2 separate regions of the Mus musculus genome follow, and region 2 is linked to region 1. The links are chromatin loops, found by intact Hi-C in ENCODE. Cell type or tissue: gastrocnemius. All regions are shown on one strand. Links, peaks and the distances in the headings refer to the core of each region. The heading gives the core; the rest is flanking DNA.

The links. A loop is a pair of places that touch in the nucleus more often than their neighbours do. Peaks named below come from ENCODE experiments on the same cell type or tissue, not always from the same donor. Only the 100,000 strongest peaks of a DNase experiment are listed, where the experiment ranks them.
Region 2: it touches region 1 in a loop (4-fold over the local background); 4 of 42 quality-filtered maps call a loop at or near these places.

What each region holds. Positions count from the first base shown.
Region 1 is chr5:147,411,715-147,427,905 of GRCm38, forward strand. It overlaps D5Ertd605e (DNA segment, Chr 5, ERATO Doi 605, expressed), which reads left to right and starts at 6,906. Exons shown (of 3, transcript NR_033625.2): 1 at 6,906-6,987; 2 at 8,916-9,082; 3 at 10,518-11,330. It also overlaps a transcript of Pan3 not described here. In gastrocnemius, for the core only: CTCF peaks have their summits at 3,898 (motif pointing right) and 6,800 (motif pointing right); a DNase peak (open chromatin) is centred at 6,819; H3K4me3 peaks cover 379 bases; H3K27ac peaks cover 231 bases.
Region 2 is chr5:147,545,003-147,561,193 of GRCm38, forward strand. It overlaps Pan3 (PAN3 poly(A) specific ribonuclease subunit), which reads left to right. Exons shown (of 19, transcript NM_028291.5): 18 at 604-733; 19 at 1,363-3,499. The coding sequence ends at 1,385. Among named protein-coding and RNA genes, the nearest start is that of Gm35383, 110 kb to the right of the region's middle. In gastrocnemius, for the core only: a CTCF peak has its summit at 9,386; no DNase peak of the experiment used is centred there; H3K27ac peaks cover 1,496 bases.

The sequences.
Region 1 (16,191 bases), core at 3,549-11,548:
TGAGAACTGCTGGCTTAGAGGCTATGCATGTTCTCAGTCATAGCAAGTTTCTCTTCTTCGATTATGATGAAGAGCTGGGTATAATAGTCTAGGTTGGCAGTTGTTATCTCTCAGAACATCTGTCCTTTAAAAGTGTCAGCTGGCCGGGCAGTCACTTGGGAGGCAGAGGCAGGCAGATTTCTGAGTTCGAGGCCAGCCTGGTCTACAGAGCGAGTTCCAGGACAGCCAGGGCTACAGAAACCCTGTCTTGAAAAACAAACAAACAAACAAACAAAAAAGTGTCAGCTGAAGTTTCTGTTATTCTGATGTGACTTAGTGCTTTTCTCTGGCCACTTTTAATACACTTGTTTGCTCTTTATAGTTAGTGGTTTAATTATAATATGACAAGAGGAAATTCTTTTTTAGTTCTGTGTTACATTCCAAATGCCCCTATATATGGGGTCTCTCCTCCCCCATCTCTTTCTCTTTTTTTGGCTTTTCAAGATAGGGTTTCTCTGTGTAGCCCTGACTGTCCTGTAACTCACTCTGTAGACCAGGCTGACCTGGAACTCACAGAGATCTGCCTGCCTCTGCTTCCTGAGTGCTGGGATTAAAGGCATGCTCCATCACTGCCTGGTGGGTGTCTCTTTTTCTAACTTCAGGAAATTTTGGATATGATTGCATTTAAAATATGTTCTGTGCCTTTAGAATGAAGTTTTCACTTCTTTTATGCGCCCCCCCCCCTTTTTTAAATCGAGAGCATTGTTTTCTCTGTTTTAATGGTGTGGGTTTTTTTTTTTTATGTGTATAGGTGTTTTGCCTGCATGTTTATCCTTTTATTACGTGTGTGCTTGGTGTTCATGGAACCCAAAAGAGTGTATCAGATCCCATGGAACAAACTATTGGAAGCTGCTTTTTGGATTCTGGGAAATGACCTTGAGTCCTCTGAAAGAGCAATAACTAGTGCTCAAAACCATGGTGCTGTTTCTCTAGCCCTGTTCCATGCTTCTTATGGTCAGCTGTTTCACGGCATTCCAAACACACTCATCTTTGGTTGCTATTTCATCTTTGTTCTTGCTGGAATGTTCCAGTTCCTCCTGCACCTTGCCTTGGAACCCAGACATTCTTTCCTCTCCTTGATTCATTCTGTTAGTGTGGCTTTCTGTGGGACGCCGGACTTGCCAGCAAGTAAGATGCCACAACAGGATCCTTCTACAACACGTTTATTGGGAGAGCATGGACGAGCCCCAGAAATGGCATTGCTTATATAGGCCTAGGAGTGACGTGTCCATACCTGATTGGTTATGCTACCAGTACCTCATTAATATGCCTCGGGCCAGGCAGTGACTCGGCAAAAAACTCTTATGCACATGCGCATATTGGTTGTTTACCCATATTCATGGGTGTCGGCTTATAGAAACCAGCGCCATCTTGTAATGGCGTTTGCAGCTTCCCACAGCTTTCCAGTTTCTTATTTGACACATTCTTGCTTTCCTTTTTGTTTTGTTTTTCATTTGCAGAGTCTGGGCTTAGTTTTCCATCAGTATTTTTATCTCTTTATTGGGATTCTGTCATCTTCCTTATTTCATTTATATTGTATAAATATAAATTGTTCATTTATATTCTCCTGAGATTTGTTTCAGAGTTTATTTTCTTTGAACATGCTTAGAAGCATTCTGTTAAATTCTTTTTCTCAGATTTCCACTAATTCTCATTACTGATGGCTTAACGATTTTTGAAGGAGTAATGTTGCCTTGGTTTTCCAGGCTTCTTGTAGCTTTGTGTTAGAACTAAGTAGTTAGTTGAATCCATTTCTTTTTTTAAAAGATTTATTTATTTTATTTATGTGAGTACACTGTAGTTGTCTTCAGACACACCAGAAAAGGGCATCAGATCCCATTACAGGTGGTTGTGAGCCACCATGTGATTGCTGGGAACTGAACTCAGGACATCTGGAAGAACAATCAGTGCTCTTAACCACTGAGTCATCTCTCGAACCCCATAAAACCATATTTCAAAAATACAAAACAAAGGCCGGGCGTGGTGGTGGCGCACACCTTTAATCCCAGAACTCAAGAGGCAAAGGCAGGTGGACTTCTGAGTTCGAGGCCAGCCTGGTCTACAAAGTGAGTTCCAGGACAGCCAAGGCTATACAGAGAAACCCTGTCTCGAAAAAACAAAACAAAACAAAATGCAAACAAGGGCCTGAGAGAGGGATTGGACTGCGAGTGCCACCAAGCCTGATGATGTGAGTTCAATCTTAGGAGCCCACGTGACAGAAGGAGAGAACCAACCCCTCCCTGCAAGTTGTCTTTTGACCTCTGTTTATGTCCGAGCATGCGCACATAGAGACACACACACACACACACACACACACACACACACACAGAGACACATACCATGTAACAGAGAAACTCAATGAAACAAAGAGAGCAAACCCTTCAAGAAAGGAACTTTTCAGAGGTTCCAGCTGATAACCCAGCCCCCAAAAATCCTGGCTGAGGGAAATATGAAGCTCTGCTTCTGGTCATTCACCCTCACAGCATCAGCAAGGCAGTGAGTGATCTTCTGCTATGGGCTGCACCGGGGGTGGGGGGTGGGGGGGGTGGGGGGTGGGCGGGGCCTCAGCACTTCTTGCTGCCATGCGCCAAGGCAGTGAGTGATCTTCTGCTATGGGCTGCACCGGGGTGGGGGGGGGGGTGGGGCCTCAGCACTTCTTGCTGCCATGCGCCCATGCACAGTCTATGGCGCCACCACAGAGGATGCATCCTTACACTTTGTGTATGCCATGCCTGACTAAAATTACCAAGGAAGCTCCACTCTGGTGAGATCTACAGAGGAAAGAGTTCTCTCAGGCTCTAAGACATGGTATCATAGTGCACCGATTACAGCCAAGAAGCAACATAGAAACTACTGTGAAGTCTGCTTGGAATTGGAGTCTACAGTACACAAGCTGATAGTCAAAGTGTATCATGAAGACAAGGGCCTTATTTAATACCAAAAGAGGTATCACCCCAAATAAGAGATCTATCTTAACATAGAAATATGAAAAAGAAGGTAACAGGGTCTCTCTAAAGGCCCACAGCTTTCTACAAATGGATCCCAAGGATACTGAAGTGAACAGAATCCTGCAGAAAGGCTAGAAAAGCGTCATGCTAACAGCTGTCAGTGTGTTCAAGCAAATGAATGGCTGACTGGATTAAGGAAGACAGTGCAAGGCATACAGGAGACATTCCGGAAGAGACAAAGACTCTGAAGAAAATAAGCAAGAAAATATATAGTTCTGTGTTTTTGTTTGTTTGTTTTAATCAGGGTCTCACTATGTACTCACAGAGATCCCCCAGTCTCTGCCTCCCTCCTGAGTGCTGGGATTAAAGACATGTGTCACCACCCTCAGCTGCCATCCCAGCATTTGGGAGGTGGAGGCAGGGGGATCAGAAGTTAAGGGCCAGCGTTCACTTTGAAGCAAGTTTCTGGCTGACCTGGGCTACAGGAAACACTGCCTCGACTAATGAAGAAATCTTGGAACTTCAAATCTCAATGAATCAAATAAAAGCTGGAGGCCTCACCAAGAGACGAAGGACAGAGTATGAGAGAGAACCTCAGGGACCACAGACTAAGTTGAAGGATTCACACCTTCACACACACAAATGAAGGATAGGGAAAGAGTGAAAAGAACATACAAGGACCTATGGGACGCCACTAAAGACTGAACTTACCATCACAGTCAGAAGAACTACTGACTAAAGCCATAGGAAACGTAATCAGCAAATTCTCCAAATCGTCTGGCTTTATGTCCAAACCAGGAGACATAAAGCCAGGTAGAGGAAGCGTTTATTATCCCAGTGGACACAACTAGAAAAGAACCCGTAGACATACTATAATTAATTAATAGCTGTGCCTGCTCAAGTGAGTACGCTAGAGAGGTGAAGGTAATGGTACAGCAGATGGCAGTAAACCCCACAGGATCATTGGGGAAGAGGTTGAAAAGCAAATGCCAGTGCCTTAGAAAACGACAGCTCTCTCTCTCTCTCTCTCTCCCTGTCTCTCTCTCTCTCTGTGTCTTTCTCTGTGACTCTGTCTCTCTGTCTCCCCCCCACCCCCCGCCCCACACATACATACCTATTACCCATGGAATGGAAACATGATGATGTAAAGAAACTTAAACAAGGTGACAATAATCAAAGAGAGCACAGCATTATGGAAAAGTCTCCAACAGAAGCCCCGACAGGAAAGATCCACGCCCAAATCTTGTCAGACCTTTAAAGAAAAGCTAGTATCAGTGCTCCTCAAACTATCCTGCAAAACAGACACTGAAAGAATGTTTCCAAACTCCAATCTACAAAGCTGCTATTACACTGTTAAAAACCTGATATAATAACATCCTCAACAAAACTATGTAACAATACCCTTCATAAATACAGTGGCAAAATTCATCAATTAAGATACTTGGAAACAGCCGGACTTGAAAACAGCCTGGCATGGTGGTGCACGCCTTTAATCCCAGCGCTCGGGAGGCAGAGGCAGGCGGATTTCTGAGTTCTAGGCCAGCCTGGTCTACAAAGTGAGCTCCAGGACAGCCAGAGCTATAAAGAGAAATCCTGTCTCGGAAAAAAAAAAAAAAAAAGAAAGAAAAAGAAAAAAAGAAAAAAAAGATACTTGGAAACAAAGAAACAAACAAAAAGAGATGTTTGGGACTATGCTAGGCAGTGGTGTTGGATATCTATCATTCTCTTAATCTCAGCCCTCCAGGGGCAGAGACAGGTAGAGCTCTGCTCTACAGAGTTCCAGGAAAGCCAGGGCTACACAGAGAAACCCTGTTTGAAGAGAGATAGAGGAAAAAAAAGATGCTTGGAAACATATTAATAACTCAGACATGATAATCAAGTTGGTTTTAGCCCATGGATGGTTCATCATGACAATAAGCATAATATAAAACACATTAAAAATCAGGGATAAAAGTTACTTGAAATCATATTATCTCAGTGGATGTTCAAAAAACCTTGATATTTATTGCTTAACATTCCTTCATTATAAAAGCCCTGAAAACCTCAGTAAGGAGGCTCTTGTCTCTTGTCTTACTTAGGTTTCTATTGCTGTGATAAATACGGTAACCAAAAACAACTTGAGAAGGAAAGGGTTTATTTCGTCTTACAGGGTGTTATTATCCAGAGAAGTCAGGACAGAAACTCAAAGCAAGACCCTGGTCACAAGACAAGGGAGTAGGCTCAGACAAGAATTTGGCCTTGGGCTAGGACAAGGCTCAAGATGAATACAGCTGGGGAATGTACAGTATTCCTCGTAATGCCTCAGCCTCATAAACCCCTAGACACAGTGACCACGTGGCTCTGTTTATTGCCTTGTTTATTCCTTGACTAGACTACTTTGCCTTTGATCTAGAACTAACCCTACTCTTTGCATATACCTAGAGTGGTATAATCAGACTGGGGGGCGGGGAAGCCCTGGTTAGGCCCTGGCTGGGGTCATGTTATAATGTTGTCTAATAGTCTTTTTTTTTTTTAATCCTTACTCCCTCCCTCAAGACCCTGTTGACTGACTGGGCTGGCTTGGTCAGGTATTTCAAATTTTAGGCAAAGCAAATTCGGCATGAGAACACAATAAGGATACGGACAGGAAAGGGAGGACAAGTCACCCCTGTTGCAGAAGGCATGACTCTATACTTAGCAGACCCTAAGGACTCCACCAGAGGACTGTAGAGTTGATAACTCTGGTGAAGCAGCAGTATTCAGAAATCAACATCTTTCACACACCAGTAATGAGTTTATGGAGAACTAGATCAAGAAAACAACCCCATTCACAATACCAGGAAAAAGCCAGACATGCAGGGGTAGCTCAGTGGTAAAGCAGTTGTCCACTGTGTACAAAGCCCTGGGTTCCATCCCTAATGAAACCAAAAGAAAACACTTAGGAGTCAACTCAACAAAAAGCCTTTGGTAGTACCTCCCTCACACCTTCAATCCCAGCACTGGGGATGCAGAGGCAGGTGGATCTCTGTGAGTTTGAGGCCAGCCTGATCTACAAACAGAGTTCCTGGCCAGCCAGGGCAACAGAGGGGAAACCTGTCTCAGATAACAACAAGAATAACAACAGCAACTTAACCAAAGAGGTGAAACTTAGCATTGAAGAATTAAAGAGCAAAATTAAAGATGACATTAGAAGATGGAAACACCTACTTTGTTCATGGATCAGATGGAATGGCTATACTTATAGGGAAAAAAATCCTAAAATTTTTATGGACTCCAAATTGTCAAAATAACAGAAAGAAGAAATACCTGACTTCATACACACTACAGAACCACACTAACAAAACTCGCCTGGTTTATGCAGAAAGCAAACATATGTATGAATGGAACAGAACATCCCTAAGAGAAGACATATACCAACAGGCCCAGCTCTCTGATTCTTGTTAAAAGTGTCCATGCCCAAAACAGATGTTGTATAAAACTTCAACAAATGGGGTTGGGGAAATAGGGTGTTCACTTGGACAAGGGATCTAGATAATCTGTCTGTCTCTCTCCTAAGTCAACTCAAAATGGATGAAATGCTTCCTGTGGTTTGTATATCAAATGCTCCCACCTCAGCAACTCCCTACACACACACACACACACACACACACACACACACACACACACACACACACAATGAGTTCCTGTGGTTTGTATATCAAATGCTCCCACCTCAGCAACTCCCTACACACACACACACACACACACACACACACACACACACACACACACACACAAAATGAGTTAGGCTCATGTGTTTCCACTCTGCCTCCAGCTGGTGGCGCTGTTATGACTCTTGGAGGAGGTGCAGCCTTGCTGGACAAAGTGGCTCCCAAGGAGCCAACTTTGAGGTCTTATAGCCCAGCCCCATTTCCTGTTCTCGGCTTCCTGACTGCTGATGAATGTAACTAGCTGCCTCACGATCCCTCACGATCCTTCCTGCGGGCTCCTTTCCCTGCCATGGCATGGCCCCTCTTAAACTGTAAGTCATAGAACCCTTGCTACTGTAAATCACTTCTGGTCAGGTATTTAGGCACAGCAATGAGAAAATAGCAAATTAAATACCCTTTAAAACAGTGTTGCATGCATGCATGCATGTGCATGTGAAGACCTGAGGTTGATGTTGAGAATTTTGCTGTTTCTCCTTACCCTATTCGCTGAGGCAGGACTGCTCAGTCAACCCTAGAGCTCTGTGATACGTCTTGTCTCACTAGGCAGCTTGCTCATTTCCCATTTCGTCAGGATTGACATGCTAGATTACTGCATTAGAAGTTCTAACCGACTCATCACACCGACTGCTGTTAAACACAGGGACAGCAGATGCCCAGGGCATACAGTTCATGGTTTTATTTGTCTTAAACTCTTAGTGTCAGCTGTGCTTATTACAATTCCATAATTCTATTAAATCGCATAACAGTGGCATTTAAAAAAAATCTTAAATTTTGAAAGTATTAGAACAAAATGGGAAACTCACTAAGCTGTAGGTCCAAGCAGCAATTTCATAAACAGAACTCCAATAGCTCAGGAAATAAAAGGAAGAATTTATAAATGGAACAAAATAAAAAAGTTCCTCCTATATACATACAGGAATAAGTGAATAAATGAATCTTTTTATCAATTTTTTTTGTTTTGTTTTTTGTTTTTTGTTTTTCGAGACAGGGTTTGTGTAGCCCTGGCTGTCCTGGAACTCATTCTGTAGACCAGGCTGGCCTCAAACTCAGAAATCCGCCTGCCTCTGCCTCCCAAGTGCTGGGATTAAAGGCGTGCGCCTCCACGCCTGGCTCAGATGAAAGGTTTTCAACATTTCAGCAACACATACACCGTGTCTTGGAAATGACTGATACAACTTGTGCTAAATAGGATTCAACTTATAGTTTACTGATTTTTGAATATACCACGTGTGTGTAGGTGTCCCTGGAAGCTGGAAGAGCCTGTCAGATCCCCTGGAGCTGGTTTTAGGCAGTTGTGAGCTGCCTGACATGGGTGCAGAGAACTTTAATGCAGGTTCCCGGCGAGAGCAGCCACAGTTGAAACTGCTGAGCCATATCTCTAGCCTCTAGCTTATTACTTAGAACAAACAAACAAACAACAAATAAACACGGGCATTAAACGTCATGGATTGCTTTTTTCTGAAACCATTGGAGCCTTCTCTTATGCTGTTAATGTGATGGTTGGTACTGATTTTCAACTGTCAAGTCATGCTTACATTCCTGGGGTACACTCATCTTTCATTGTGTTTTATTCAATTTTATAGTCATTTACTTTTCCATTTATATCTAAACAATATAGTAAAACAGACTTTGGTGGTATAGCCAGGGCTAGGCTAGAAACTCACTGGTCAGTCTAGGCTGACCTCAAGTCAGAGCTCCTTCTTATTGAACTCCTAGGTGCTGGATTTCAGACAGGAGCTCCTATTCCTTGGTCAAAATTCATTCATTCTGTTAGATTTTTTTCAATGAATAAGTTCTATTAACTTGGTGTTTATTGACTATTGGTTCTGTGTATTAGTAATATCTGGGTTACATATATTTTTCCCCCTGATGTCATTACTTATTTTTAGTCTCATTCCTAATCCATTCATTTAAAGTTGTTTTTCTTCCTTTTCTTTCTTTCTTTTTTTTTTCTGAGACAGGGTTTCTCTTTATAGTCCTGGATGTCCTGGAACTCACTCTGAAGACCAGGCTGGCCTTGAACTCAGATATCTACCTGCCTCTGCCTTCCAAGTGCTGGGATTAAAGGCGTGCGCCACCACTGTCCGGCTAAAGTTACTTTTCTTATAGTCTTTAACAGTATTTCATAAGAATGGACATGTACGTTAAATTATCTTTTAAAAATATTTTCTAGTTCTATTATTTTTTTCTTAGCCTCTTGGGTTATTTAAAGGTGTGTTTATTTTGTTTTGTTTTTCAGACATCATGCAGCTCTGACTGGCCTGGAACTCTGTCTGTAGACCAGACGGGTCTCAAATTCACAGCCACACACCTGCCTTTGCCTCCTCAATGCTGGTCTCTTTCACAACGATTATTTTTTCATAGTTTTTGCTGCTGGAATCCAACACACCACCTTGAGCATGCTAGGTAAGCTTCCTACCGCCATCTAATTACCAGCTCTACTACTATTCACTTATTTATAAAACATTCTTTTCTGTGTATGAATGTTTTGCCTGCATATGTTTGTGTATCATTTGTATGCAGTGCCCTCTGAGGCCAGGAGGAGGTGTGGGATCCTATTACAGACAGTTGTGAGCTGTCATGCAGATGCTGAGAATTGAACCTGCTTCTTGGAACGGCAGCCAGTGCTTTGAACTGCGGTGTCCTCTCTCCAGTGCTTTGAACTGTGGTGCCCTCTCTCTAGTGCTTTGAACTGCGGTGCCCTCTCTCCAGTGCTTTGAACTGCCGTGTCCTCTCTCCAGTGCTTTGAACTGCGGTGCCCTCTCTCCAGTGCTTTGAACTGCGGTGCCCTCTCTCCAGTGCTTTGAACTGTGGTGCCCTCTCTCCAGTGCTTTGAACTGCGGTGCCCTCTCTCTAGTGCTTTGAACTGCTGTGTCCTCTCTCCAGTGCTTTGAACTGCGGCGTCCTCTCTCCAGTGCTTTGAACTGCCGTGTCCTCTCTCCAGTGCTTTGAACTGCGGCGTCCTCTCTCCAGTGCTTTGAACTGCTGTGTCCTCTCTCTAGTGCTTTGAACTGCTGTGCCCTCTCTCCAGTGCTTTGAACTGCGGCGTCCTCTCTCCAGTGCTTTGAACTGCCGTGTCCTCTCTCCAGTGCTTTGAACTTCGGTGCCCTCTCTCCAGTGCTTTGAACTGCGGTGCCCTCTCTCCAGTGCTTTGAACTGTGGTGCCCTCTCTTGAGTGCTTTGAACTGCGGTGTCCTCTCTCCAGTGCTTTGAACTGCTGTGTCCTCTCTCCAGTGCTTTGAACTGCTGTGTCCTCTCTCCAGTGCTTTGAACTGCTGTGTCCTCTCTCTAGTGCTTTGAACTGCGGTGCCCTCTCTCCAGTGCTTTGAACTGTGGTGCCCTCTCTCGAGTGCTTTGAACTGCCGTGTCCTCTCTCCAGTGCTTTGAACTGTGGTGCCCTCTCTCCAGTGCTTTAAACTGCGGCGTCCTCTCTCCAGTGCTTTGAACTGCTGTGTCCTCTCTCTAGTGCTTTGAACTGCTGTGCCCTCTCTCCAGTGCTTTGAACTGCGGTGCCCTCTCTCCAGTGCTTTGAACTGCCGTGTCCTCTCTCCAGACTCCCTATTTTCTTTTAAAGTTTGATTGTTGACATTATTTTCTATTCCAGGCCCACTGTAATTAGAAATAATGTGTGTGGGGTTCAGGAGATGCTCAGAGGTAAAGAGCACAGTTGTTCTTGCAGAGGACCTGGATCCAGGCCCCAGCACCCACATCTGGTAGCTCAGAACCCACTATTACTCCAGTTCTTGGGGTTCTGACATCTATGGGCCTTGGTAGATACCTGTACAAACAGACAAACATACAGTTAGAAATATGTTTTAAAAATCTATACCTGTCTTTAAAGGGTGGACTTCCTTGAGCTGTTGGTCACAAGAATACAGGCAACTGCCACTGATGTTGGTTGCCCACCGGAGCTGGAAGGTGGCTGATGATTTCATACGCCTTGTTCGCCAGACATACAGAAACTCAAGTGGAACTGAGCTGGAGGCTTCATCTCTGCTGGCTCACGTTTCCAGTGGGAGCTATGCAGGCTGCAGCGGGAGAACTGTCAGCCACAGTCTCACTCAGCAGTGAATTCTGGGTGCAAACACTACAGACCAGCCAGAGATGTGCCTACTTGTACAGCAGGGGCAAGTCTATTATGGGGGACAACCCACTGTTTTCTGACTGGATTTGAGGCCTGCTCAACACGAGGCAATTCCTGTCTGACACTGTACTCTGGTCAAAAGCCCATGGCTGGGGAAGTCATAGGCCCTAATGGGGAAGCCACTGATGTGTTGCCAACTGAACACGATGTCCTATCAAATTGCCTTCTAATCAACCACATTTATTCCTACAAACTAATGCTATATCAGCTTTGGTTAAAAATAAAATGCTCTTCGTGGTAGGAGTGATGATTTGAATATGCTTGGCCTAGGAGTGGCACTATTAGGAGGTGTGGCCTTGTTGCAGGAAGTGTGTAGTTGTGGCCATGGGCTTTAAGACTCTCATCCTAGCTCCCTGGAAGTCAGTCTTCTCCTAGCAGCCTTCAGATGAAGATGTAGACCTCTCAGCTCCTCCAGCACCATGCTGGCCTGGATGCTGCCATGCTCCCGCCTTGATGATAATGGACTGAACCTCTGAACCTATAGGCCAGCCCCAATTAAATGTTGTCCTTATATGAGTTGTCTTGGTCATGGTGTCTGTTCACAGCAGTAAAACACTAAGACAGTGGGCAACTACAGAACTTTATGGCAAATGTAGACGCTTACACTTGGTATCTTAATCACCCCCTCCAATACTGCAGAGGGACAGAAAGGGAAAGCTAGAGAAGGGTGTGTCTCTGAAGGTCATAGTGTGGAAGGCTGAGTTCCAGGTATACCTTAGCTGTTGCATTCTTGGAACCCATAATAACTCAGATCACCTGTCTATGATCTGGCCTGTCAATACCCAGTCATGGTATGCAGAGGTGCTCATGGGGCCCCATACAGTTAAATGGTGGATGGCACAGGGTGTGGAGTGGTGGACAGTGAGAGGAAGCCTGGTAAGGTCAAGCTAGGGCTTGAAGCCCCAGAGACCCAGAAGGGACAGTAGGAGCTTTGACTGCTCCTGACTCCAGGCCCTTCATGTAGCCACACCCCACACCCCCCATAGAGAGAATTGTGGTCATCAGGCATGTGCAGCACCCACAAATCCCTCCTCATGTAGATGAGGCATCTCCGGCCAAGCCAATAGGAAGCACCTGCTGTCAGATCCAACCCACCCCCAAACTGTATATAAGATCCTGTCCAGAAGGAATGAAAGATGTGTGCGAATTGCTCCATCATCTGAGAGATCTGTCCTATGAGCTCTAACACTGCCTGGGAAGAGAACACTTTCCCAGAGCTTTCACCACCAGAGGCTCCCCTGCGCTCCGCTCCTCCGCTTGCTAGCCAGCTCAGCTGGGCTGCCAGGCCAGCTGCACCAGAGTAGCAGCAAGGGAGACAGTGAAGGCACTTACCCCTCCCTGCTCATGTCCTTTCCCCTTCCCTTGAACCCTCCCACTGGACTGACAGCAGACTGGGCAGCCACTGGAAAGGCGCCCATGCTCCCGCAAACAATCCTCACCTGAGCTCCTAATTAAACTCATTGAGTCACAAACAAAACAACCGGCTGGATCTGATGTCAAAGTAGAAGGGTGGGGGTGGGGGGAGCTGGAAAGGAGAACAATGGGAGTGTAATAATGGAAGATCATGGAGTGTGACTGTCATACAAAAACTTCATATAATGTACAATGTTAATAAAAACATACAAAAGCCGGGTGTGGTGGCGCACGCCTTTAATCCAAGCACTCGGGAGGCAGACGCAGGCGGATTTCTGAGTTCGAGGCCAGCCTGGTCTACAGAGTGAGTTCCAGGACAGCCAGGGCTACACAAAGAAACCCTGTCTTGGAAAAAAAAAAAAAAACCCAAAACCCCAAAACCAAAAAACAAACAAACAAAAACCCCAAACCAAAATCAACCAACCAACCAACCAAACAAAACCCCAAAGAATCTTTCAACATGATAGTGTACCTGCTACAAGTAGGAAGGTTTTGCTTGTAGGTCACACAAAAAAGTTTTTTTTTTTTTGTTTTTGTTTTTTGAGACAGGGTTTCTCTGTGTAGCCCTGGCTGTCCTGGCACTCACTTTGTAGACCAGGCTGGCCTCGATCTCAGAAATCTGCCTGCCTCTGCTTCCTGCGTGCCTGCCGGGATTAAAGGCGTGCGCCACCACGCCCGGCCACAAAAACGTTTTAAAACAAGATTGAGAGCTGCTAATAAGCCATAAGATAAAGAAGCACAGTGCGTTGCAGCGATAAAAGAAGAAAGAATACAAGGGAAAGAGACATAGACCTATGTCGTTGCTTTCTGATCTCCGCAAGAGCACTTGGTATGTACACCTGCACATACATACACACAACTAAATGCATCTTAAAAAACACAACAAAAAACAACCCAAAATTCCCCAAACTGAAAAGACCTAAATCCCCGGTTGACTGCCTTGTTAGAAAAAGCCAAGGATAGGGTTTAGAGAGGCTGGATTTAAACCTAAGTGCTTGTGATGGTCTGAATCAAACAGACTCCATGGGCTCAGAGGGAGTGGTCCTATTAGGAGGTGTTGGCCTTGTTGGAGGAAGTGTGTCATTGGAGGTGGACTTTGAGGCTTCAGATGCTCGAACCGAGTCCAGTGTCCCTCGGCTGATACAGATGTAGAACTGTCAGCTCCTCTCCAGCACTGAGTCTGCTTGTGTGCCACCATGCTTCCCACCATGATGACAATGGACTAAACCTCTGAACTGTAAGCCAGCCCCAATGAAATGTTTTCCTTCATAAGAGCTGCCGTGGTCATGGTGTCTGTTCACAGCAACAGCAACTCTAAGCTAGTGTTTTACTTTGGATCAAGTAACAGAAGCTCACAGATTCTCCAAACTCAGATTTCCAGGGTTACATACAAAACGGTAACTTTCACGGGACTGTTGGGAGGAACCAATGGAACACGAGGCGCCATCACAGTAACCGCCCAACTCACCATCACAGACATAGAGGGATTCAGATAGAATGCTACAGAGGAAGAAAATACAAAGTTGCCAGAAAAGCACCGCTGTACAACCAAGTGGTTGGAATAATTTTTGCAAAGACGTCTGTTTCTGCATCTGGCAGAAAGACTACTTCCTCTAAGAGGTTCTTATGTTAGTCAACCCCCCAAACAACTCTTTTAGGTAGGCAATTCTTCCAGGCTTGTGAAAAGCCGCACAGGTCTAATGTGTCTGGGAAAAGGGGACCTCAGTTGAGGAATTGCTTCCATCAGACTGCCCTGGGTTTCTCTCTCTCTCTCTCTTTTTTTTGAATAATGATTGATGTGGGGAGGGCCTAATCCACTGTGAAAGTGCCACTCCCAAGCTGGTGGTCTTAAGTGGCATAGAGAGCAGGCTGAGGCAGTAGGGGAAGCAAGACAGTGAGCAGGGTTTCTCCAAGGCCTCAGCCTCAGTTCCTGCCTGACTTCCCTAACATGAGTTGGAACTTGAAAACTGGTTACTTTCTTCCCCATCGGGCTTTTGGTTATGATGTTGCTGCAATAGAAAGTAACCTAAGGCCAGGTGGTAGTAGCACAGGCCTTCAATCCCAGCAATCAGGGAGGCAGAGGTTTCCCCCTGTAAGTTTGAGGCTAGCCTGATCTATAGAGTGAGTTCCAGAACAGCCAGGTCTACACAGAGAAACCCTGTCTTAACCAACCAACCAACCAACCAAAGAAGCCCAAAACCAAACAAGGACATTATTATAAACAATTCTTCATATTAAAGTTATCATGCTTAGTATGGGCAAGACTTTGAACCCAATCAGTATCCAGACAGCTGCCTCTCCCAAACGTGTTTTGTAGATAGCACAAATGATATAGGGTACAGGTATTCTATAGATTACACTTGTGTACTGTGTCAAGCTGTCTTCCAAAGCAACCCAATTACAAAAAGTTCATAGGAAGGGAGTGATGTCTTAAAAATGACTTATACACTTAAGACAAAAACAAGAAGAAAGAAGATGCTTAGAGGGAGTAACCAGGTCCTGAGGAATTGTCAGGGGGAAGCTTTAGGTTTTGCTCTGTGAAAGCTTTGGTAGAAGGCAAAGCAGAAGCTGGTGCACTGCAGAAGGTGCACTGCAGAAGGTGAATGTGCTTTCAAGTCCATGACTCTGCCAACAGTGCTTTTGGTGGGAAGCACAGTCTGGCAGCACTAACCTCACACAAGCTGGCAGGAAGTGTCAGTTGGGAAACTGGCACATGCGGTGGTATGTCCTACTTCAGTGTTAACGTCAACACAGTCAAGGTTCTGAAAAAGACTATTTCTTAAACCTCCCCAATGTTAGCAAAAAGTTTTTCGGTACAAATTAATAATTTGAACCAGTCTTTGACAAAATATAATGAAAATGTAGAAAGAAATGACCAACGAGTATTCAATTGTTTTTAATTTATTTGAACCTAAAATAGAGGATAATTTAATGAATACAACATACCTACTTCTCAGAATTGAGAGACTAAAGTATAAAGTCATGGTAGGGAGTGGTGGTATATACTTTTAATCTATATCTATGTACTTTTATCACCTTAATAAAACTATGGCTAATGTTTGGAAGCAATTACTCTGATCCTTATTCTATTTTTTCAAAACATTACATATAAAGCAAATATAATGTTGTATCATGTAATATTAACAGAGCATCATAAATGCAAGTTTTCATGGCTATTTTTTTAGCTGCATAATATTCCAAGTTGACACTCCACTACTGATTTCATTATTCTTTGCATTTATAGTCTGGGTTACTTGCAACTTTCTTTGTTGGCTTTCTTGAGTAATACTGCAATGACCACACTATAATATACAACTTAGGAGAGCTACCTTCTTAGTGTGTATCTGTTTAAGGACAACAGTGGTATTTTAAGCTGTTAATTTTCCAAGATAAGGAAATTATAGCCAATTTACTTTCAGGGTGTATGTGTTTGTGGGTGGGGGGAGTATGCCATCGGTGATGTTAAAGTACTCCCGTTCCTCCAACTGAATTCTGATTCATGAGTGAAGGAGAGAGTATTTGGATATGTATCATTCTCGACACCCTTTGCATACTTAAGGACCCCCAGGGGTAACTGTGTAACATTTGATTGTGATTAATCTGACACTACCAAAGCTGCCCAAGTATCTCAGTCTACTTTTCTCTAATTTGTTCAGGATAGTTTAATATAATTTTGTTAAATGTAGTACTGATGACAAACTTTAATACTGCTTCTTCTAATGACTACCTGTGAACTTCTGAGGCTCAGTCTTACACATCTTAATTTTATATCTATATACTTTTTTTTTATGAATGTATGTGCATGTGTGTACAGGGTACACCTGAAAGTCTGAGGACAAATTCAAGTGTCATCCTTGGAAAGGCTGTCCACTTTTTCTGAGATGAGGTCTCTCCCTGGCCTCCAGCTACTACCAATTAGGCTAGATCGGCTGGCCAGCTAGCACAGCGGGCTCTTCTG
Region 2 (16,191 bases), core at 5,040-13,039, 130 kb after region 1:
GAGGCAGGAGGATCTTTGAGTTGTGAGGCCAGCCTGATCTACAGAGAGAGTTCTGGGACAGCTAGGACTACACAGAGAAACCCGTCTCAACAAACAAGCAAACAGAAAAATAGGAAGGTACTCGTTTGACATGGAGCGGCTGGTAGTTGTTATAACTCATTGGTAACATGTAATTGACGTTCTTTGGAGAGCAGCTTGGCTGTGGGTACCACGCTGTGAAGACATTCATGCTCACATTTGATAGTGCCCTGAAGGTTGCCTCCTAAGTTGTACACTGCAAGTGCATTCTGCTCTGTACTGGTATTTATAATATAGAAAGTGGAAACTATTGAGTAAATAATTAGTGTCAAGTTGGCAGAAGATAGGAATCAAACACATTCTAAACACTAGGGCAGGCAGAGGAAACATAGCAATGTTTCTTTGAATTCTTATGAATTTTGACCCATGGTGTAAGCTGTTTATGGAAATCTGAAAGGGACTGTGATAGAAATAACTTTAATTTATTATAGTATTTCATTCATCATCGTCAAAAATGTTGTCCTAAAATAGATTAATCTTCCTCACAGTACGTACTGCATATTTTTTATACTTTACCTCTTTCAGCTAGATGCTGGTGTGCCAGAAAAAATCAGCCTGATTTCCAGAGACGAGAAGAGCGTGCTGGTGGTGACATACAGTGACCTAAAACGCTGCTTTGAAAATACCTTTCAAGAACTGATTGCGGCTGCAAATGGTCAGTTGTAGTATTTGCTAAAAATGTTGAGAGGGCATGGTGAAGGACCAAGCCTCTAGCCAGTTTGCACTACGGCTGAACTGTCCTCCATCTCCTGCCACCAGGGGGAGGAGCAGGAAGGAGCGAAGCTTCTCACACGTGGGTCTAACAGGTGCACTGTTACTTGAGAGGAAGACTGTCTCACTTTGTGCGCACTCTGGCTGCCTCAGGCCTCCGAGGAATTTGTGCAGACTCAGGTCACCTTCGGTGAATGACGCGCCTGCTTACGGTTTTCCACTTGTGTATGCACTAATTGTCATTTTTTAAAGACTTTTTTCCTGATCTTTGACCTCTTGCCACATTGTATACTTACTAAGGGAACTATTTGCAAGGACATTGGGAAACAAAGGGGGCAGCTGTTCGCCACTGAGAGATGCAGAATTTGCTCTTGGGGGATGGGCCAGGTCAGTACATTAGTTCATAGAAATGCCGTGTAGTGCATAGTCCTTATGAGTATTGTGTGCAAGCTCCACATGCCACCCACTGTTAGCTCAAGTTGAGGCTTGTATTGTGTTTAAGAACACGCAGAGAGAAATATCATTGAGCTGTCAGATATGAATTTCCGTTTGTTGATTTAAATCCTTTTCCAGGTAACGATCGGAACAGTAACTGAAGGAGCAGGCGCTGCTCTTCTCCAGGTTCATCTAGAGGCTTCTTCAAAGAGGCGTCTGTCTGCCAGTCACATACACTTATCTTGACGTAATTTTTAATAGCAAAATGAAATTGTGCTGAAGGCCTAAAAGTGGAGGAGTTATATTACCTTAGGGTCTTTCCAGTTTATTTGTTTTTTGTTTTTTTTTTTGTTTTTGTTTTTTGTTTTTTGTCTTTGAACTACAGCTTTATAATGGTACTTTACACTGGATAGACTCAGACACTGTCGAGGAGGTGAGCTGAGCACAGCAGTGGCCTGATGCTTTGCGGCCTGACTCTGGAGGGACACTTTTCTGCTGTGCCTTTGCACTCACTGCTTAACCCAAAGGAACAGGACTTTTGATAAAACTCACCCTGTAGGGTCGGTCATCTGAGAAGGCCATTTCAAAAGTTGGAGTTTTCCTCCATGGAACTTACTATTTGGACATGCAGTTGTCGCCAAACTCAAGTATTGTGGGATTTGTGGTCACTTCGATACTGAAGACTGCCAAATACATTGGGATTTTCTCTTAAACAGCCGCCATGAAGACTTCATCTCCTTCCCGGTGCTGTGTGTTGAGCGCGCACTGGGTGTGCACCCCATACCTGGGAAGAAATGTGGGGATTTGGAGGTCAGGACAGACTCCAAGCACTTGCAACTGATGTTACTGTCTTCATTTTTAACAAGTATGCGTATTTGTATATTTCAGAGAAGTTTTTAACATTTCTCTGTCCACTTTTTATAAGCTTTAAAATGATTTTTCTCTGCCTTGAAATTTGCATCAAGAAAAAGCACCTCTCTTCACTGAAAGCTTTGAGGACTAGAGACACACTTCCCATGTCTAACAAGCACGTCTGTATCTGAGAGCGCTAGCATCAGTTGTTAATGAGAAAATCAATTACTGCATTTGATCTGGATGGATTTTAGAAGAACATAATGTTCAATATTCCAAGGATAATGAACATTTGCCACCATGATGTTCCTTGTGTTTAAAGGGAACGAGAACTTTCGGTGTACCACGCAGAAGTCTTTATCATTAGCTCATGTATTTGAGGAAGAGCAGCTGTCTTTTTATATGTTTTTTGACAAATCATATTGTAATTCTTTTGTACAAAAAAGAACTACTTGTATTCTAGAAGAAATATGAAATGCTTAATTTATAAGCGGGCTGGAGATTTTTTTCCAATATTGTTTTCTTTGAAAATGAAAGGGGATCATCTATTTTAGTTTTGGGGGCCTGGGAACTTTTTGAAAATTTTCATTTGTGGACCAATGTTATGTGAATGCTAAGGAAGGGCAGGGGTAACATAGGGCTTGGACCTCTAGTCCTGCATAGACCAGCAAACTCCCCTCTGCAAGGCAGGTTCACATCACAACCCCGAGTGTCTGCATCAGAAATGCTAGTCTGCTTCCGCCCCAGCAACCTCAGGACTTGGGTTGGGTATAAAAGGTAGTCAGCTGAAAGTACCTAAGTAAATAGTGTCAGCCAGAAAACAGTCGGTGTCAGGTGATACGTATTTTTTAGCTTTGTTTTATATTTATTTTTCATTTCATTTTCATTGGGAATGGTTTTCAAAAGAACTCTTGAGTTCTGCTTTGATGGGTTTCTTTTTTTTTTTTTTCTGTTTTGTTTTGCTTTGCTTTTTTTTTTTTTTTTTTTTTTTTCTGGGAGCCCTCTTTTCCACAGTGTAAACCCATATAGAAGGTTGTCTGAAAGTTACTATTTAGTGCATAGGAAGAGTTTAATATCTGAGAGTATCGAATGAAGGATGTGAACTCATCATAACTTCCTGTTATGACAGACACAACACGGAAAGGACAACCCTTGAAATCATGTCGCGTCGCTCACTTCAGCAGTGTACCCATCTCCAGTCCTGTTAGTGTATTCACTTCACTGCAGATACCTTTGAGGGTGCCCTTGTGTTCTGCTTTGACCTTGGTTCTGTCATTGGATAGCAACATTGTCTCTAGAAAGCACCAGTACGTTTAAGTTCTAATGTCACAATCCCAGTACCTGTTGCTCATCTTTAACCCTGTTTTCAGTCTCTACGTGTATAGCAGTATTTTTTAATAAAGAATTGCAGAAATAAACTTGTATTTCTGTTGTTTTTATTACCAGTTCATATATGGTCTTGATTGGGTTTTTGAAGTCTGTTACCTATGTATTTTGGGTGAAATGGTAGCAGATTTGCTCAGTGGTTTAGCAGTTATTTGTTGATTGTGGATCCCCTGTGCCCTTGGATCTGTGCTAAGGCTAAAACTTACAGATTACGAAGATTTGCAATGGACAGAATGTCCAAGAAACTACTTATCTGACAGAGTAGGAAATGGCATGGAGCTAGGTCCCTTCCCTCTTTGGGAAGGAAAGCAGGGCCTCCCATGAGCTGGCAGCTAAGTATATCTCAGGGCCCATGCCTGTCCCTTGTGCAGAGAGAGAGAGAGAGACTTCTCCAGTTTCTCCAAAAGCATTCCAGAAGAACAAATTATGCAAAAATGTTCTTAGCATTTGTTGAGCCTGAATAGTGTTTAATGTGGGTTATTATGTTATTGTTTGTTTTGTTTTGTTTTGTGTGTTTGAAATTCCTGTGATTTGAAGACTTGAAGGCACAGAGTGGAAAGTAGTCAAGGGGCAGGAGACAAGAGTGGCCGAGGGACCAGCCACAGGAGATTGGCCAGTTGAGGGACTGGCAGACGGCTTGAGGGGAACTTTCATATAAAAAGAAAATTGTAGCCGCCCATGGATCCAGGTAAGAGTGAAAATGCACACTAGTTTGGAAGGCATTTTAGGACAAGATGTTCCAGCCAGGCCCGAGGTGACCTGGGACAGAAGCAGTGGAGCGGCTCCCATTTTCCTCGCCCTGCAGTCAGACAGCTCCCCTGGGCAGCGAGTTGTAGTTCCAGTTTAACACAAACCACAGAGATCCACACAGACTGCTGCTCCAGAAGGAGAGAGGCTGATTTAAAAACAAAAACAAAACAAAACAAAATCTGTGCCTTTAAACCTTTAAATCTTACTAACAAGCAGTGTGACAAGGTGGGTATGAACCCAGCTGGCTGCAGCAAAAAAAAAAAAAAAAAAAATCACCCGGGGTGGAAGTATTGGCCCCGCGGCTGAGCCCTCGTTGACCTTGGCCAAGCAGCTTGCCCTCAGTGCCACAGTGGAATGGACTGGAATTTACTCAACAGATACTGACCCACTGTCTGTTCATGTCAAGCATAGTTCTCAACACCAAGGGACGACACTTTCCTAGTGTTTGGAGCTTCCATTTTCCCTTGTCATTCAGAGGACAGTTATTTCCATTGCATTTACACTTGAGTTGATTGTGAGTCTTCTAGGCAGGCCCTCAACTATACAGAAGAGTGTGAAGAGTTTTGGTTGGGGGTGAGGGGGACGCTAGAAACAATTCCCCTTGGGTACTGGCAACTGTATGAAGTAATCAGAATGTAATTATGGTTAGGAGAACCAGTTATTACCAGATTTAACAAATACAAAAAGAGTTGAATCTAAGTATCGGGTACTATAACCATTTCTGGCATAAACCTCTTGCATGGGAAACATTAATACCAGAAAGATGACCTGTGATTCTCATTTTCCTGTCCATGTTTGCCCCTCTAGACGTGATGCAGTTTCAGAGGGTGGACTGGCTCAGAGGTCTTGCTAAGCTGATGTGAGCAAGGACTTGAAGGTCACAGCGTAGCCAGTCCCACAGGTGAAGGCAAGTGCGGGAATGTTGTGGGACACTCCAGATGAATACAGCTAGAACAAGCTAGAACAGGCTTATTAAGGTCAAGACCTGGGGAGCTCCTAGCAAAGACAAGCATTGTGGAGCGTGCGCTTTGCCTTTCATCCGCCGTGAAAGGGCTGCTGGACAGTTGTGAGCAGAAGATTCGGAATGTGACACACTTAAAGATCACTCTGGCTGTCGTGTCAAGGACAGACCAGGGAAGAGGCGTGAAGCCACCACTGCTAGAGCAAGATGAGGGCGTTTTCTGTGGCCTTCTAAGGGAAAGGGGCATCTGGCCAGGACGGCCTGAGAGAAGATGCAAAGTGTTGGATTCTGGTTGCCTTTTAAAAGCAGGACCAGCGTAGGATAAAGAAGAAAAGGAGAGACTTGGGATTGCTAGAAGAAAGATTTCTAAGTGGTTTTGATAGGAAGGCAGGGGGATCAGGAAGTGGGACAATTAAAAATATTTCCCGGAGCCTGAGGTTTTTACACATTGGACTGGCATATTGTTTTGCACCAAGCTTAATGGTACACCTACCCTATTTCAGATTCTGTGGGTCAGGGATTTGGACAAGGCACCACAGGAATGACAACTAGGTTTCTAAGTTTGGAGCTTGAGCTGAGTGAGTTCCAGCGGCAGGAGCTGGCCTGTCTGAATGCAGGGCTCCGCTGAGACACAGTCTCGGCATCTTCCCACGGCCTGGCACCCAGTGGAGCTTGCGGAGAATGAGCACCAAGAGGTAGGCAGAAAATAGGTCCTTGACTGGGCCACCAAGTCATGCTACACAATGCCAGTCACATGCTAGTTCAAGGCTCAGGACTGATCTGTATGTTGATCAGCCAGATGCCATTTAAAGTCATGGTATTACTTGAGGTACTGAGCCTAAGTGAAGCTCCTAGCCCGAGAGCAATGTTCAAAAGTCAGAAGTGAGGTTCGGCTAGCTAGAGACCAAAGGAGAAAGGGGAGAAGGGAGTATTTTCTGCAGTCAAAGAGACATGCGTACAATGTATGCATCGTGTGTATTTGTTTCTTGTGGAGGCTGGAAAAGAGCATCCGATTCCTTTGCGCTGGGAACTAGCATGTGGGTGCTGGAACTCAAACTCAGCTCCTGTATAGGCAGCCGGTGTTTTTAACTGCTGAGCCATCTCACCAGCCTCTGTCAGTCCTTCTGTCTGTCTGTCCATGGTGTCTTAGTTATCTTTTCTATCACTGAGATAAGACACCATGCTGAAGGCAGCTTATAGGAGAGTTTATTGAGGGCTCACAGTTTCAGAGGGTTTGAGTCCATAACCATCATGAGCAGAGAGCATGAGAGCAGGCAGCCAGGCATGGTGTTAAGCAGTGGCTGAGAGCGTCCATCTTGAACGACAAGCACCAGGCAGCAAAAGCTAACTAGGGGTGACTTGTGCTTTTGAAAACTCAAAGCTCGGCACATACACACACACCCATTGATAACACCTCCAACTAGGCCATACCTCCAAATCTTTCCCAAAGAGGTCCACCAACTGGGACTAAGCATTCATTCATTCATATTTTATATATATATATATATATATATACATATATATATATATACACACACACACATACCTATTGGGTCTATTGTTATTCAAACCACCACAGAGCACCTCAATGGACCCGGAGCTTACCGTTTAGCTGGATTGACTGGCCAGAAAGCCCCAGGGGGATCTACCTGTCTCTGCATAAACACTCTCCCACTGCAGTGCCTGGGTCACAGATGTGCACTGCTGGGCTGGGCTTTTACGTGCTTGAGTTGCAGATCTGAACTCTGCTTCATGTTTGTGCAACAAGGTTTTTGTCTTGTTTTGAACCAAACTAAGCCATTTCCCCAGCCTCAAAGACGTTTTCAGAAACTGTACAACTGCTTGCTGGTGCTAGCTTAGGTAAGCCACCAGGTGGCTGATGGGCTTTTGCAGAGCGGCCTAAGTGTGAGCTCGTGGCTCACACTGCAGTGCTAAGTCGAGCTGGTTTTAAAGAGGGAGGAGAGGAGTTGGAGTTCTGCCATGAGGGACAAGGGAAAAATTATATGAGAGACATTGGTGTGTATGTGTGGTCCCAAGGAAGGGGGTCATAGAGGGGAGTTGATGAGAGGACCATCAAGAGCACTGCCATTGTGTAATTTCCCCACTGAAGCGAAAGGTAGTGAAAGTGTGTCCCAGTAAACAGTCCTGGAAGCAAGTTCAGCCCTTCGGGGCACTTAGCATAGTTAACTGCCATACAGGAAACACTCAGGTGGCAGCAATTACAAGCTGCCGATGAATGCCAAGCTGTGCAATGGTATTTGCTCATGGGTTACAGCTGGGGGCGGGATGCAGACGTGTGCTCCCTGGTGAGGTTACAGTTGCTGTGGAATGCACCTGGAGGAGAATTCAACCTGGACCTTCGAATTTGGATTCTTACCTGCGGGGAGTCACTCCAGAGACCGGGCAGCAGTTGTGACCTCAGCCCCCCTGGCCTCCTCACCACTAGGAAATACATCTGACCCTGCAGTGCCCTGCCTGTGCTGCCGAGCCATTTTCAGTGCTTCTTTCAACCACTGGTAGTCATTTTAGCTCACAATGGGGAGGGTTGCCAGGGGGTGGGGATGGGGGGCAGCAGCTGGAGAGATGGCTCAGCAGTTAGGCCCCAGGTTCAATTCCCAGCACCCACATGGCGGCTCACTACTATCCATAACACTGTGGTGCACAACATACATGGGGGCGAGGGGGACGCTCAGCAGTTAAGCACCAACTGTTCTTCCAAAGGACCTGGGTTCAATTCACAACACCCAGAGGCAGGCAGAATACCAATGTACATAAAAATAAATCTTTATTTTTTAAAAACATCAATTCACAGTGGGTTTCTCTTGGTATAACTTCAAAATAAACTGAGCATCTGCTGCAGTGTGTTTTAGAGATGTTACTAGTACAACTCCCCTGGTTTTGTTTATTGTATTTTACTTGGGGGTTGTCTTAGTCAGGGTTTCTATTCCTGCACAAACATCATGACCAAGAAGCAAGTTGGGAAGGAAAGGGTTTATTCAGCTTACACTTCCATACTGCTGTTCATTACCAAAGGAAGTCAGGACTGGAACTCAAGCAGGTCAGAAAGCAGGAGCTGATGCAGAGGTCATGGAGGGATGTTCTTTACTGGCTTGCTTCCCCTGGCTTGCTCAGCCTGCTCTCTTATAGAACCAAGACTACCAGCCCAGAGATGGTCCCACCCACAAGGGGCCTTTCCCCCTTGATCACTAATTGAGAAAATGGTTTACAGTTGGATCTCATGGAGGCATTTCCTCAAATGAAGCTCCTTTCTCTGTGATAACTCCAGCTGTGTCAAGTTGACACAAAACCAGCCAGTACAATGGTTTTTCTGGTTCTGTTTTTTTGGTACTGCTTTGTGATGGAACTGAAGCCTTCGGGGTATATGAGGCCGGAGCTCCACACCTGAGGTGCATCCCCATCCTAGCCTTCCCACGTTTTCAATGGGCACTATGTGGCCTGAAGTGCTGCTTTAATCCCAGCACTTGGGAGGCAAAGGTGTGAAGACTTCTGTGAGTTCTAGGCTAGCCTGGTCTACCAAAAATAGTGCTATATGGTAGGGCTTTTGTGTGTGTGGTTCTTTTTGAAGGATAGCACACATTTCCATATATGTGAAAGTTCACAAAGAGTAACAGTGAATTATAATGGTGGGCTCACTGATTCCCAGATTGGGTTGGTGTGGGGACTAGCTTTTGCTTTCTTAATTTCTCCCTTAAATGTCCATAATTCACAAAGTTGAAGGCTGTTGGGACCCAGCACATTTTTTCAGCATTCCTGACCTATGAAAGCCCCAAATCTGGAGATGTGTTTCCATGCTGTGGAAGTCTAAGGAACATTGCTAGGTCATCCCACTGCCGAAGAAACGAATTCTCAAATGGCCTGTCACTTGCCAGAGTCATGAGAAAATATCTATGCTGTGACATGAGGCTGGCTCCTGAGACACTCTTCAGATCATTTCCCAAAAGAGTGACTTTGTTATGAAACTAGACGTTTTCCTAGAAGCCCCCTCAGGCTACCATGTATGCTAAAAACACAGGGTCTTAAAAATATTTCACATTCTTTTTTTTTTTTTTTTTTTTTTTTTTTGTGGTTTCTGGGACAGGGTTTCCTCTGTGTAGCCCTGGTTGTCCTGGAATTAGCTCTGTACACCAGGCTGGCCTCAAACTCCCATTCAGTTGCTTCTGCCTCCTGAGTGCTGGGATTAAAGGTGTGCACTGCCACCACCTGGTTTGACTGTAGGAACTTTTAAAATCATAGTTCTGTGAAAGAAATTCAGGGTCAAGTAGAGAACTTGAGACGTTCCCTGCTTTGAGCACAGAAACCAGGAAACATCTTGCAGAGGTTGTACACAAAGAAGGAAGTCGCTGTTCCTCGTGGAGAGCAAATGCATGCTTTTGGGAAACATGGACTGGTCCTGAAGTAGAAGCTAACACGCTGGGATTAAAGGCATGTGCCACCGTTGTCTGACCCGTACTTCAGATTCCTCAAGATTAAATGTCTTTTACAAGTTTGTTGAGACTGGTCACTCTCTTTTTTTGCCTTTGTTCCCAAGGATATTTGTCCAATTTCCCACCTTGTATTCCACCTAGCTAGCTGCCCAGGATATTGTCAGCCAAATAGATGAGGAAATAGGCAGTTTATATCCTTATATTCAGCGCCTGCCTGCTTGCACTGTCTCCCTCCCAGGCTGTAAGTCACAGAGCCAAGTGGAGCCAGTTAGGCTGTAGCAGTCTTCTTGGGGGAATTGTTCTATGCTGCTGTTATTGTTGTTGTTTCCCACACAGCCCCTGTAATCCACAGGTGCATACAATACACACAACCTGTAATTGTGGTAATTGTTTATCGGTTGAAAATCAGTGTTTAGGGGAGACAGCCTGTTTTTAACTGGGGAGGGGGATGGTTCTTCATAGGCAGCTAGCCGTCCCTCTGCGAGATTTACTGGTTCCATGATGGTACTCATTTTGGTATTTCTGGGCAAGCTGTCTGAGATGGTTGGTTTTACATATTAACTTGCCACACCTTAGCATCACTGGAGCTTGGAGCCTCAGTCAGAAGATTAGCTTAGTTGTGTTAATTAACCTGGTGGCTGCCCAGATAAAAAGCGCTCAGAAGAAAGATGATTACTCAGCCTTTGATTGCCTGGCCTGCCCTTTGCCACTGAGTTCATTTACCTTGTTGGTGCGGCACATTCTGAGACCGTGCTTTTCCCAGTGGCCAACATGAACTGAAGACCACCAGCCTTGTAGACTGACTGAACCAGGAAGTAAGACAGCCACTGTGCAGCTCTGTGACTACCCGAGCATCCAGCCCCACTGACCAAGAACTAGCCAGGTTCTTGCCCTCTTAGGTTTAAGACAGTGGTCATTGGACTAAACTGACCATATTGCATAAATCAACATGATAGCTTTTTGCTTAAGTTTTGTTTTAGTTTTATGTGTATTGAGTGTTGTGTGTGTATGTGTGTGAAAGACTCCAAAAGGAGCCCCTCGCTCAGGCCTCAGGACAATAGCGGACACCCAAGAACTCACGACAGACCGAGCTTGTTGCAAACCACATGAGGCTTTATTCAGGGAAAGCCAGAGCTCTGGGGACAACTCATATCCCACGCAGGGGTAGAGGAGTCGACCTCGAGGGGAAAGAGGTCCCAGTTTTTATAGGCCCTCAGGGGAGAAAGGAGAAGGGGGGGGAGTAGGGGATTTCCAGATCTAAACAATGTCTATTCTCAAGAAATGGGTATGGGAGGGGTACAAAGAAAGAGTCTAATGAAGGTGCAGCAATGGGCACATACCTGGTCAGAACATTGGCAGACACATAGGTTCAAGGAGTGGCCAGAGCATTGTGCACCTCTATTTTTCTAAATCAGTGAAGCTAGTTCTGCTAACACTGACGTCTATCTTGCCAATTTCAGGGCTTCTGTGTCCTTTTACATTCTGCCAGGATCTTTCATTCCCCACTTCTTCTAGTTACTAGTTCTAATCTTAGAACTAAACTGCAACCTCTTTTTCAAGGTTCTGCAGAAACTGGTATTGTTGTCTTAATACTAACAGCTGGATGGCACCAATCCTCTCTCTAACAAAGGTCATTAGTTTATTAAGAATTAATGGACCACACATCAGCAGTAAGAGCAAAATTATTAGAGGGTCTGTCAGAGTAGAAATGAGGGTGGTCAACCAAGGGGATTTATTCTTCAGGAGCTCGCTTTACGTGAGAGGCATGAATCTAAGCAGAGATGCCTTCTACTTTGACAGCAGTGGGGGTGGTCAGCAGCACGATGTATGGGCCTTTTTAACAAGGTTTCAGATTCTCAGCTCGATGTCTTCAGACGAGAACTGCATCTCCCACCTGGAACTGGTGTGGTATCATCAAGTCTCCTGGTTCGTAGGCCTCTTTGAGCTGCTCTCAGGCGGTGTTTCTGACCACTTCTGGGCTTTTATGCATGTAAACAATGAAGGACCAGGGTTAAATTTTAAAGGATCTAACACTCCCCCCACTTCAGTGAGCGGGGGAGGCCCTGCCCCATATAGGATTTCATATAGAGTGAGCTTAACTGTTCCCATGTGTTCCTGACGCGGAACAAGGCAAAGGGAAGGAGGACTGTCCAGTAATTCCCGCCGGTCTCTAAGATTAATTTAGTCAAGTTTTTTTTTAGAGTTCTATTCATCCTTTCTACCTGTCCTGAACTCTGAGGTCTATAAGCACAATGTAATTTCTAATCAATCCCCAGTTGGATGGCCAGTCCCTGACTTACCTGGGCAACAAAGGTGGGTCCATTGTCAGACCTTATTACCTTAGGTATTCCAAACCGAGGAAAAATTTCTTCTAGGATTTTCTTAACCACAACATTGGCAGTTTCTCATTTGTTGGGTTGGCCTCCACCCATCCTGAAAAGGTATCTACAAAAAGGAAACTGCTTCCGTCTGTGTACCAGTTTAGAACACCTGGCCACGGCTGGTCACGTAGATCACTTTGCAGGCAGGGTTGAGAATAGCAGGAGGAGCAAACACGACCCGTTTAGTCAGCAGCAGACTCTGGTAGTGAGTCATCTGGGCATTTGTCATCCATCGATCTGGGGGCTGGTGGATAATGCTTTGAAGAGAGTGGGGGGCTACCACAGTTATTTGCTGTCCCAGAGTTAATTTGTCAGCATCCTTAACGAGTAGGGCTACTGCAGCAACGGCCTTTAAGCATGTGGGCCATCCGCTGGCCACTGGGTCCAGCTTCTTAGACAAATATGCCACCAGCCTCTTCCACGGCCCTAGAGCCTGAGTAAGAACTCCTCTGGCCACCCCTGCCCTCTCATCAACATAGAGGATAAAGGGATTGGTTAGATCTGGCAGTGCCAAGGCTGGCGTAATCAGCAGGGCCTCCTTAATATTTTCAAAGGCTTTCTGATGTTCTGATGTCCATCTGATTTCCCCACTTTCCTTGGTCAGGGGATACAGGGGGGCAGCTAGTGTTGCAAACCCAGGTATCCAAAGTCTGCAGAACCCAGCGGTGCCCAAGAATTCTCTCACCTGTCTTGGAGTAGCTGGTGTTGGTATTTGAGTCACAGTCCTTTTTCTAGCCTCTGTCAGCCACCGTTTTCCATCCCAGAAGGTATATCCCAAGTACACTACTTCCATCTGACATAGCTGGGCTTTTTTAGCAGAGGCCCAGTAACCCAACCAGTTCTGCTAGCAATCTCTTGGTCCCCTGCCAGTATTCTTTCTCCGTGGTTGCAGCAAGGAACAAGTCATCAACATATTGAAGCAGAGTTACCTGGAAGTTTTCAGCTCGGAAGGAGGCTAAATCTCGATGTAGAGCCTCATCAAAAAGGGTGGGGGAGTTTTTGAACCCCTGGGGTAACTGTGTCCAGGTCAATTGTCCCGTTTGTCCAGTGTCAGGATCTCTCCACTCAAAGGCGAATATGGGCTGGCTGGAGGGATATAACTTCAGGCAAAAGAAAGCATCTTTTAAATCAAGTACTGTGTACCATTTTCACTCTGGAGGGAGTGAGCTGAAAAGGTTATAGGGATTAGAAACAGTTGGGTGAATATCTTGGACCCTCTTATTGACCTCTCTCAGGTCTTAGACTGGTCGGTAGTCACTCATGCCAGGTTTCTTTACTGGCAGTAAAGGAGTATTCCAGGGTGACTGGCAAGGTACCAAAATACCTAATTGTAATAGTCTCTGAATACGTGGCCTGATTCCATCTCTTGCTTCACGGCTCATTGGGTATTGTCGAACTCCTATAGGGGTTTGCATCCGTCTTCAGTCCCACAACCACAGGGGGAACTCTGACAGCCATTCCCTGCCTCCAGTCTCTGCCCATGCTCTAGGGAAAGCAGTCAACCAGTCTTTTAGGTCTGGCACCTCCGTTTGCTTTATGCCTTCATGCAATCGGTATTCTTCCTCAAGCTGCAGGGCTAAGACTACAGAGGTGGGAGATTCCCAGCTTACTCTCGGCCCTTCTTGGGTAAATCTGACCTGGGCCTTTAATTTAGTCAGAAGATCTCTTCCTAGAAGCGGTGTGGGACACTCAGGAATGACCAAGAAGGAATGACTCACTTGGCCTTTCCCCAGATCTACAATGCATGCAGTGGTCCAGGGGTATTGTTTCTGACCAGTGGCTCCAATCACTATGGTTCTTTTATTTTTTTAATTTTCTCAGTGGATGTTTCAACACAGAATGTTCTGCCCCTGTGTCAATTAAAAAGTCCATGGGAGTCTCTTCCACCATCAGGGTTACCCTAGGCTTGGGGAGGGGGTCAGAGCCCCATCTCCCCTATTCATCATCTTTCAGAGTCAGGACCTTAGGGGCCCTTCCCTTTTTCTTTGGGCATTCTCGTGCCCAATGTCCTTTTTCCTTGCAATAGGCACATTGGTCCTTCTCTAAAATCTTCTGGACAGATCTTCTTCCTTCAGGTCTGGGTTCCTTGTTGCCCAGGTACCCTGTCTGTCTAATCTCTGTTCCTTCCACGTTCCCCTACTACTGCGGCCAAAATCCTGCTTAAATTCCTCTCCTGTCTTCTTTCTCTCTTATTCTCCCTCTGTTTCTCTCTTGTGATACACCTTCTCTGCCTCCTTAACTAAATCTTGTAAAGCCATGGCATATAATCTTTAAAAGCCATAGCAACCGTGGCTTGTTCACCCTCAGAGGTCGGGTTAAAAGGAGTATAGTATCTATAAACTTCTATCAATCTTTCTAGAAAAACAGACGGGGGCTCTGTAAGGTCCTGCATCACTTCTCTTACCTTAGCCAAATTGGTGGGACGTCTCATCGCTCCCTTTAGACTAGAGCCCGGCCAGTAAACTGTCAACCTCTCCTTACCTTGCACCGTGTTGTAGTTCTAATCTGGCCGGTCCAGAGGGAACCCAGTGTTCCAATTGTACAGATCAGCCGATGAGAAAGGCCAATATTGGAGGGTCTGCAGAGACTGCCTGTCTGTGGGCGGGTTGCCCACAGCTCGAAAAGGAAAAGGCAGAAGTGGTGTCAGGAGCTTCATCTGCTGGGGGGACTCTAGGCTTGTCGGCTCCGGGTCCCAGCTGTAGGTCCTCGGTCCTCAGACTGTGCCTTTAGCAATCTCAGAGCCGGGTGCAGGGACTGCTACTTAGGGCAGAAAGCGAGGGCACTGTGCTGAACCCACTCGAGTGCATGGGAGCAGCCGGGGGAGGGCTCTGAGAGGCGCGGGGAAATCCATGGTTTGATTTATGGTGGTGAATTCTGAATGAGGTAAGGCTGTTGATCCGGGTGGGACCCAGGTCTGCTCTGAAAAACAATGACTTTAACTTCAAAGATAAGAGTAAACCAAAAGTCCCCTCCAGTGACCATTTTACATTAAAAGTCAGCCACTCGGAGGTGCAGAAAGTCTGCCAAGGTCCCTTCTTAGTTTCTACTGAAAGATTATGGGCCCTTGATCTAACTTCAGTCCAGTGGTCTAAAGTCAAACTTAGGGGGGTCGTTATAGTCTGCCCCATTGTTTACACCACATAAAACACAAAACAAACACAGAAAACACACATACACACACTGACAAATATCTGAAAACAGACACAAAAAACAAATACACACTGACAAATGCCTGAAAACAGACACAAAAAACAAACACACACTGACAGATGCCTGTTTTCTATCAGACAGACAAAACCAACTCAGAAATGCAGATGGTCAAGGGAGTACACTCGCTGCCCCAGACAGACTCCTGGAGTCCTTCCCCTCGCTCAGGGCATCCCCCAGAGCGAGCAGCAGCCGGTGATTCCAGCATGTCTGCTGTTCACACTCAGTGCCTCATCCCGAGGCAAAGGTCTCCCTTTCTCACGAAATGTCGCGGCTGCAAATTTCAGCACAGAACCTCGCTGGCTTACAGAAATATTTTTGGACAAAAAATTTCACCTCCAAGTGGGTCTTCGGAGACGTGGGTGGTCATGCCAATCCCGGGATGAGCCCCCAAATGAAAGACTCCAAAAGGAGCCCCTCACTCAGGCCTCAGGACAATAGTGGACACCCAAGAACTCACGACAGACCGAGCTTGTTGCAAACCACATGAGGCTTTATTCGGGGAAAGCCAGAGCTCTGGGGACAACTCATATCCCACGCAGGGGTAGTGGAGTCGACCTCAAGGGGAAAGAGTTCCCAGTTTTTATAGGCCCTCAGGGGGGAAAGGAGAAGGGGAAGAGTAGGGAATTTCCAGATCTAAACAATGTCTATTCTCAAGAAATGGGTATGGGAGGGGTACAAGGAAAGAGTCTAATGAAGGTGCAGCAATGGGCACATACCTGGTCAGAACATTGGCAGACACACAGGTTCAAGGAGTGGCCAGAGCATTGTGCACCTCTATTTTTCTAAATCAGTGAAGTAGTTTTGCTAACACTGACATCTATCTTGCCAATTTCAGGGCTTCTGTGTCCTTTTACATTCTGCCAGGATCTTTCGTGTGTGTGTGTGTGTGTGTGTGTGTGTGTGTGTGTGTGTGTGTGTGTGTACCTCATGGGTGCCTGGTACATGAGAAGGCCAAGAGAAGAGATAGGGGGCCCTGGAACTG